2 separate regions of the Homo sapiens genome follow, and region 1 is linked to region 2. A link is a contact called in ENCODE Hi-C or POLR2A ChIA-PET data. All regions are on one chromosome and are shown on one strand. Each heading gives the region's core, a stretch centred on a gene start or an enhancer-like site at or near the end of the contact. The rest is flanking DNA. Distances are from core to core; before and after follow the strand shown.

Region 1 (3,045 bases), core at 77-2,576, 140 kb after region 2:
TTTTAAATTAAGGATTTTTGTGTCTATGTCTGTGGAATATTGGGGTTTTTTTTCTTGGTTATGTTTTATCATGGTTATGCTAACCTCATAAAATGAGTTTGGAAGAAATGTCCCTTTCTTCTCTAGTTTGTAAAAGTGTTTATGTAAAATTAGTGTTGATAGAATTCATCAGTAAAATCCCTGGGCCTGGAACTTGGTGGGAAGGGTTTCGATCATGACTTCAATGTCTTTACTATATAAAGAGCTGCTCAGTTTTTCTTTTTCATTTTGTGTCATTGTTGGTAAGTATTCTTCAAAGAACATGTTAATTTCATTTAAGATGTCAATTTTATTAGAATTAGGTTATTCATAACATTTTCTTATTTTCCCTTTAATGTCTATAAGAATTGTAGGGGGTGGTCCATCTTCTACCTCTGTTATGGATAATTTGTTTTCTCTTTTTTCCTAATTGTTCTGTTTTATCAACTTTGTTGATATTTTTAAAGAATCCATTTTTAGACTTCGTTAATTTTTGCTGTTACTTGGATTTTATTTCTTTCTCTTTTTAATTGTTACTATTTTCTTCTTTTTACTTCGTTTTAACTTAGTCATCTTTTTCTAGCTTCCCTTTTTTAGCTGTAATACACGGCAGTGACTAAATTTTTCTAGCGTCTTAGGTTAGATCTTTATGTCATTGATTTTTGGACCTTTTTTAATATATACATTTATAGTTTTAAATTTTTGTGTAGGCATTATATTAGCTGCATCTCACAAATTATGTAGTATTTTTGTTATTCAGTTCAAAACATTTTCTAATTTCTCTTTTGATTCCTGCTTTGACACAGGGGTTCTATAGAAGTATGTTCTTTAATTTCTAAATGTATGCTACAAAGAAGGGCATTATTGGTAGCTGACAGTTAAGAGAAACATATGGGGGTTCTGGAATCATTCAGTGAATTGCTGTGGGGAGGAATTAGGTGATGGGTCCTGAAGACTCTCTTCTACTAAGGCATATAAAGTTTGTCCTGTCAATACTGGAGAGCAGTGATGGGTTTTAAACAAGGTAGGAACTGATCCTGGCAAGAGTTAAGGGATCTGCAAGAATTGTGTTATTATTACTGTTGCATAAGGGTGTCAGGAAGCTCATCCTGAGGATGATGGAGTGGAAGGGATATACATTAAGATGCCTTTCCATGTGAGTGAGGCCCTTCTGATGGGAGTGCTGAGGAGAGGAAGAACTAGAGATTGGACACTGGAGTGGTGATGATGGGAGAGGGTAAAGTGGTTAAGGAAGAGTGAGACGTGGAGGAAAAGGCCAACAGTCCTACCTTGAGAGGAGTGGGAATGTGGTGCCCCCCACTGGCAAGATGGGGATACAAGAGGAAGAGCACAGAGTACCTGAACAGGTGCTGCAAAAGACATCATAGAGATCAAGAGGGGGTCATTAAGGCAGAAGGAAGTTAAGTGTCTGATTTCTGTCAGCAAGATAAGGTATGAGAAATGTTTGAATTTGGCAACAAGGGAGTTTATATTGCCTGGTATATGTGCATAAAGAAAGAATATCTTAGTATTTCTACTGTCAGCAATTTTTTTTTTTTTAAACGCAGTCTCGTTCTTGTCACCCAAGCTAGAGTGCAGTGGCGCGATCTTGGCTCACTGCAACCTCTGCTTCTCGAGTTCAACCGATTCTCATACTTCAGCTTCCCAAGTAGCTGGGATTACAGGTGCCCACCACTATGCCCGGCTAATTTTTATATTTTTAGTAGAGACAGGGTTTCACTATGTTGGCCAGGCTGATCTCAAACTCCCGACCTCAGGTGACCTGCCCGCCTCGGCCTCCCAAAGTGCTGGCATTACAGGTGTAAGCCACCGCGCCTGGCCAGCAATTCTGAGTAGATTGAAATTCATCAATTGAAATCAACATCTTATCAAATTATGAGCCAAACTGAATTAAAATCAGGAATAATCTGTGAATTTTTAATTTATGATTTTGGCAGTTAGACCCCATAAGCTTTGAAAAGTATTATAGTTATTAAACATGATTATTCATTTTCTTTTTTTTATTTTTTATTTTAGACGGAGTCTCGCTCTGTCTCCCAGGCTGGAGGGCAGTGGTGCGACCTCGGCTCACTGCAAGCTCCGCCTCCCGGGTTCACGCCATTCTCCTGCCTCAGCCTCCTGAGTAGCTGGAACTACAGGTGCCTCACAACGCCCGGCTAATTATTTGTATTTTTAGTAGAGACGGGGTTTCACCGTGTCAGCCAGGATGGTCTCGATCTCCTGATCTCATGATCCGCCCACCTGGCCTCCCAAAGTGCTGGGATTACAGGTGTGAGCCACCACGCCCAGCCATTATTCATTTTCTTGAAACAGTGTCTTGCTGAGTCACCCCGGCTGGAGCGTAGTGGCGTGATCATGGCTCACTGCAGCCTCTACCTCCTGGGCTCAAGCGATCCTCCTACCTTAGCCTCCTGAGTAGCTGGGACTACAGGCACATGCCACCATGCCCAGCTAATTAAAAAAAAAATGTTTTGGCTGGGCGTGGTGGCTCACACCTGTAATCCCAGCACTTTGGGAGGCCGAAGCGGGTGGATCACCTGAGGTCTGGAGTTTGAGACCAGCCTGGCCAACATGGTGAAACACTCTCTACTAAAATACAAAAATTAGCCGGGAGTGGTGGCAGGTGCCTGTAATCACCGCTACTTGGGAGGCCGAGACAGGAGAATCGCTTGAACCTGGGAGGCGGAGGTTGCAGTGAACCAAGATCGCGCCATTGCATTCCAGCGTGGGGACAGGAGCGAGACTTTGTCGCAAAAAAAAGAAAAGGCCGGGCTTGGTGGCTCACGCCTGTAATCCGAGCACTTTGGGAGGCCGAGGCAGGCGGATCACAAGGTCAGGAGATCGAGACCATCCTGGCTAACACTGTGAAACCCCCGTCTCTACTAAGGCATCGTGGTGGGCACCTGTAGTCCCAGCTACTCAGGAGGCTGAGGCAGGAGAATGGCGTGAACCCGGGAGGCAGAGCTTGCAGTGAGCCAGGATCGCACTACTGCACTCCAGTCGGAG
Region 2 (2,833 bases), core at 41-2,540:
AACATTTAAATAAAAGCAGCCAGACACAAAAAAATCACATATTGTATGATTTCTTTTATATGCAATATCCAGAATAGTTAACCCATAGAGCCAACTGATGGTTGCCAGGAGATGAAAGGAGGGGAGAATGAAAAGTGATTATTTATTGGGTACAGGTTGTTCTTCTGAGGGAATGAAAAGATTCTTCAACTAGAGAGCTGCCGTGGGTGCATAACATTGTGAATGCGCTAAATGCCACAAAATTATACACTTTAAAAGATTAATTATATGTTATCCGAATTTCACCTCAATTAAAAAAAAAGGCATTATGCAAAGTAAAAAGTAAGCCAGGCTCAAAAAAGACCACATATTGAATGATTCCATTTATGTAAAATTCCCAGAGAAGTTAAAACCAGAAAAACACAAAGTAGATGAGCGGTAGGCTGGGGCTGCAGGGGGAATGGGGAGTGACTGCAAATAGACACAAAAGAGGGAACTTTTGGGGGTGAAAAATGTTCTCAAAGTGTGGTGATAGCTGTACAAGTCTGTAAGTTTACTAAAAATAAATTGTACACTTAAAATGGGTGAATTTCATGATATATAAATTATATCTCAATAAAGCTCTGAAAAAAAAAACTATTGAAAGTCCTTCAACATGAGTCATGTAAATTTTAAGTACAACGAAAATAGGAAGGAAAAGAAACAAAGAGATGCAGAAATAAGCAGGAAAAAACTAGGACATTTTTCATTCATTTAGTAAATATTTACTATATGCTAGACATTGAGATTAGGGAGGGAGCAAAACAAACCATCTGTCCTCATGGAACTTATAATCTAATTGTGACTAACAATAAAAAAGCACATCCTATAACACAATGCAGCAATGACGCAGTAGGTTCTGAGGTGTAGTAACAGGAAGAAAATAATTTACCACATCCTTTATTCATTTGGTGTTACAGGCAACTTTGAGCAGAAAAAGCTTTTTTTTTTTTTTTTCGAGACTCTCACTCTGTCGCCCAGGCTGGAGTGCAGTGGCACAATCTTGGCTCACTGCAAGCTCCGCCTCCCAGGTTCACGCCATTCTCCTGCGTCAGCCTCCTGAGTAGCTGGGACTACAGGCGCCTGCCACCACGCCTGGCTAATTTTTTGTGTTTTTAGTAGAGACGGGGTTTCACCGTGTTAGCCAGGATGGTCTCAATCTCCTGACCTTGTGATCCGCCCGCTTTGGCCTCCCAAAGTGCTGGGATTACAAGGCGTGAGCCACTGCGCCTGGCCAGAAAAAACTTTTACTACTTTATTTGATACCTTATGTTCTAATTAAACTTGAAAAAATTTAGTTCTGAAATACACGTGGATTTTTTAAACTCTGAGAACTTTGTAAACACAACTGTGTTCTACAGACAGCAAAAGCTTCTCTAAACTTGTGTTAGTCACATGGTCAAATTAGACATAATGCTCCGTACATATTGAAGCACAAAGAACTAAAGATAAGAGGCAAATAATTCTGACTGGAAAAGAATAGGAGGTACCTCTTCTAGTTTCTGGATACAGAAGACAAAAGTCCATTTGCATAGAAATTTGGGCAAGAGAGCCTTAATTCTTCCTTGGGTATAATGAAGTTGTCCGCCGGGCATAGGGGCTCACACCTGTAATCCCAGCAAGAGGACTGCTGAGACCAAGGGTTCGAGACCAACCTGGGCAAGGTGGCAAGACCCTATCTCTACCAAAAAAAAAAAAAAAAAAAAAATTAGCTGGCAGGATGGTATGCACGTGTAGTCCTAGATATTTGGGAGGCTGAGGCAGGAGGATTGCTGGAATCCAGGAGTTCGAGGTTTCAGTGAGCTATCATCAAGCCACTGCATTACAGCCTGGGCTACAGAGTAAGATCCTGTCTCTTTAAAAAAAAGGCTGGACATGGTGGCTCACGCCTGTAATCCCAGCATTTTGGGAGGCCGAGGCGGCGGATCACGAGGTCAGGAGATTGAGATCATCCTGGCTAACACAGTGAAACCCTGTCTCTACTAAAAATACAAAAAATTAGCCAGGCGTGGTGGCACGCACCTGTAGTCTTAGCTACTTGGGATGCTGAGGCAGAAGAATCACTTGAACCCGGGAGGCGGAGGTTGCAGTGAGCCGAGATTGTGCCACTGCACTCCAGCCTGGGCAACAGAGCGAGACTCCATCTCAAAAAAACAAAACAAAACAAAACAAAACAAAACAAAAACGCTAAAAGCTGTCTACTGTCTCCAGAAAATTTTATATAATTTAGGTAGCTGCTATGAGCCATGTTAAAGATCCTAAGTAAAGCCAGATAAGATAAAGGAGGAAAGTGGGGCCAGGATGTGTTGGCTCACACCTGTAATTCCAGTACTTTAGGAGGCCAAGGCGGGTGGATCACCTGAGGTCAGGAGTTCAAGACCAACCTGGCCAACATGGCGAAACCCCACCTCTACTAAAAATACAAAAATTAGGGCCAGGCGCAGTGTAATCCCAGCACTTTAAGAGGCCGAGGTGGGTGGGTCACGAGGTCAAGAGATGGAGACCATACTGGCCAACATGGTGAAACCCTGTCCCTACTAAAAATACAAATATTAGCTAGGCGTGGTGTCTCGCGCCTGTGGTCCCAGCTACTCAGGAGGCTGAGGCAGGAAAATCACTTGAACCCAGGAGGCACAGGTTGCAGTGAGCTGAGATAGTGCCACTGCACTCCAGTCTGGCGACAGAGCGAGAATCCGTCTCAAAAAGATTAAAAAAAAAAAAATTAGCCTGGCGTGGTGGCTTGCACATGTAATCCCACCTACTCAGGAGGCTGAGGCAAGAGAATTGCTTGAACCACGGAGGTGGAGGTTTCAGT

The links. A loop is a pair of places that touch in the nucleus more often than their neighbours do. ChIA-PET counts read pairs that join two places held with the same protein, here RNA polymerase II (POLR2A). Pooled maps may share reads with other maps.
Region 1: a pooled map shows a loop between it and region 2 (2.7-fold over the local background). The contact joins two enhancer-like sites. A Hi-C loop is called at or near these places in 2 of 50 pooled maps. POLR2A ChIA-PET finds 5 or more read pairs at or near these places in 4 of 52 experiments (Panc1, WTC11 and activated T-cell).

The regions. Positions count from the first base shown.
Region 1 is chr3:48,951,370-48,954,414 of GRCh38, forward strand. All of the region lies in intron 3 of ARIH2 (ariadne RBR E3 ubiquitin protein ligase 2), which reads left to right. Among named protein-coding and RNA genes, the nearest start is that of ARIH2OS, 34 kb to the left of the region's middle. Within about 2 kb of position 1,327, at least 2 of the 41 ENCODE cell types and tissues checked have a DNase peak (open chromatin) inside an H3K27ac peak, as active enhancers do.
Region 2 is chr3:48,811,529-48,814,361 of GRCh38, forward strand. The region is part of intron 1 of PRKAR2A (protein kinase cAMP-dependent type II regulatory subunit alpha); the gene reads right to left. Among named protein-coding and RNA genes, the nearest start is that of PRKAR2A, 35 kb to the right of the region's middle. Within about 2 kb of position 1,291, at least 6 of the 41 ENCODE cell types and tissues checked have a DNase peak (open chromatin) inside an H3K27ac peak, as active enhancers do.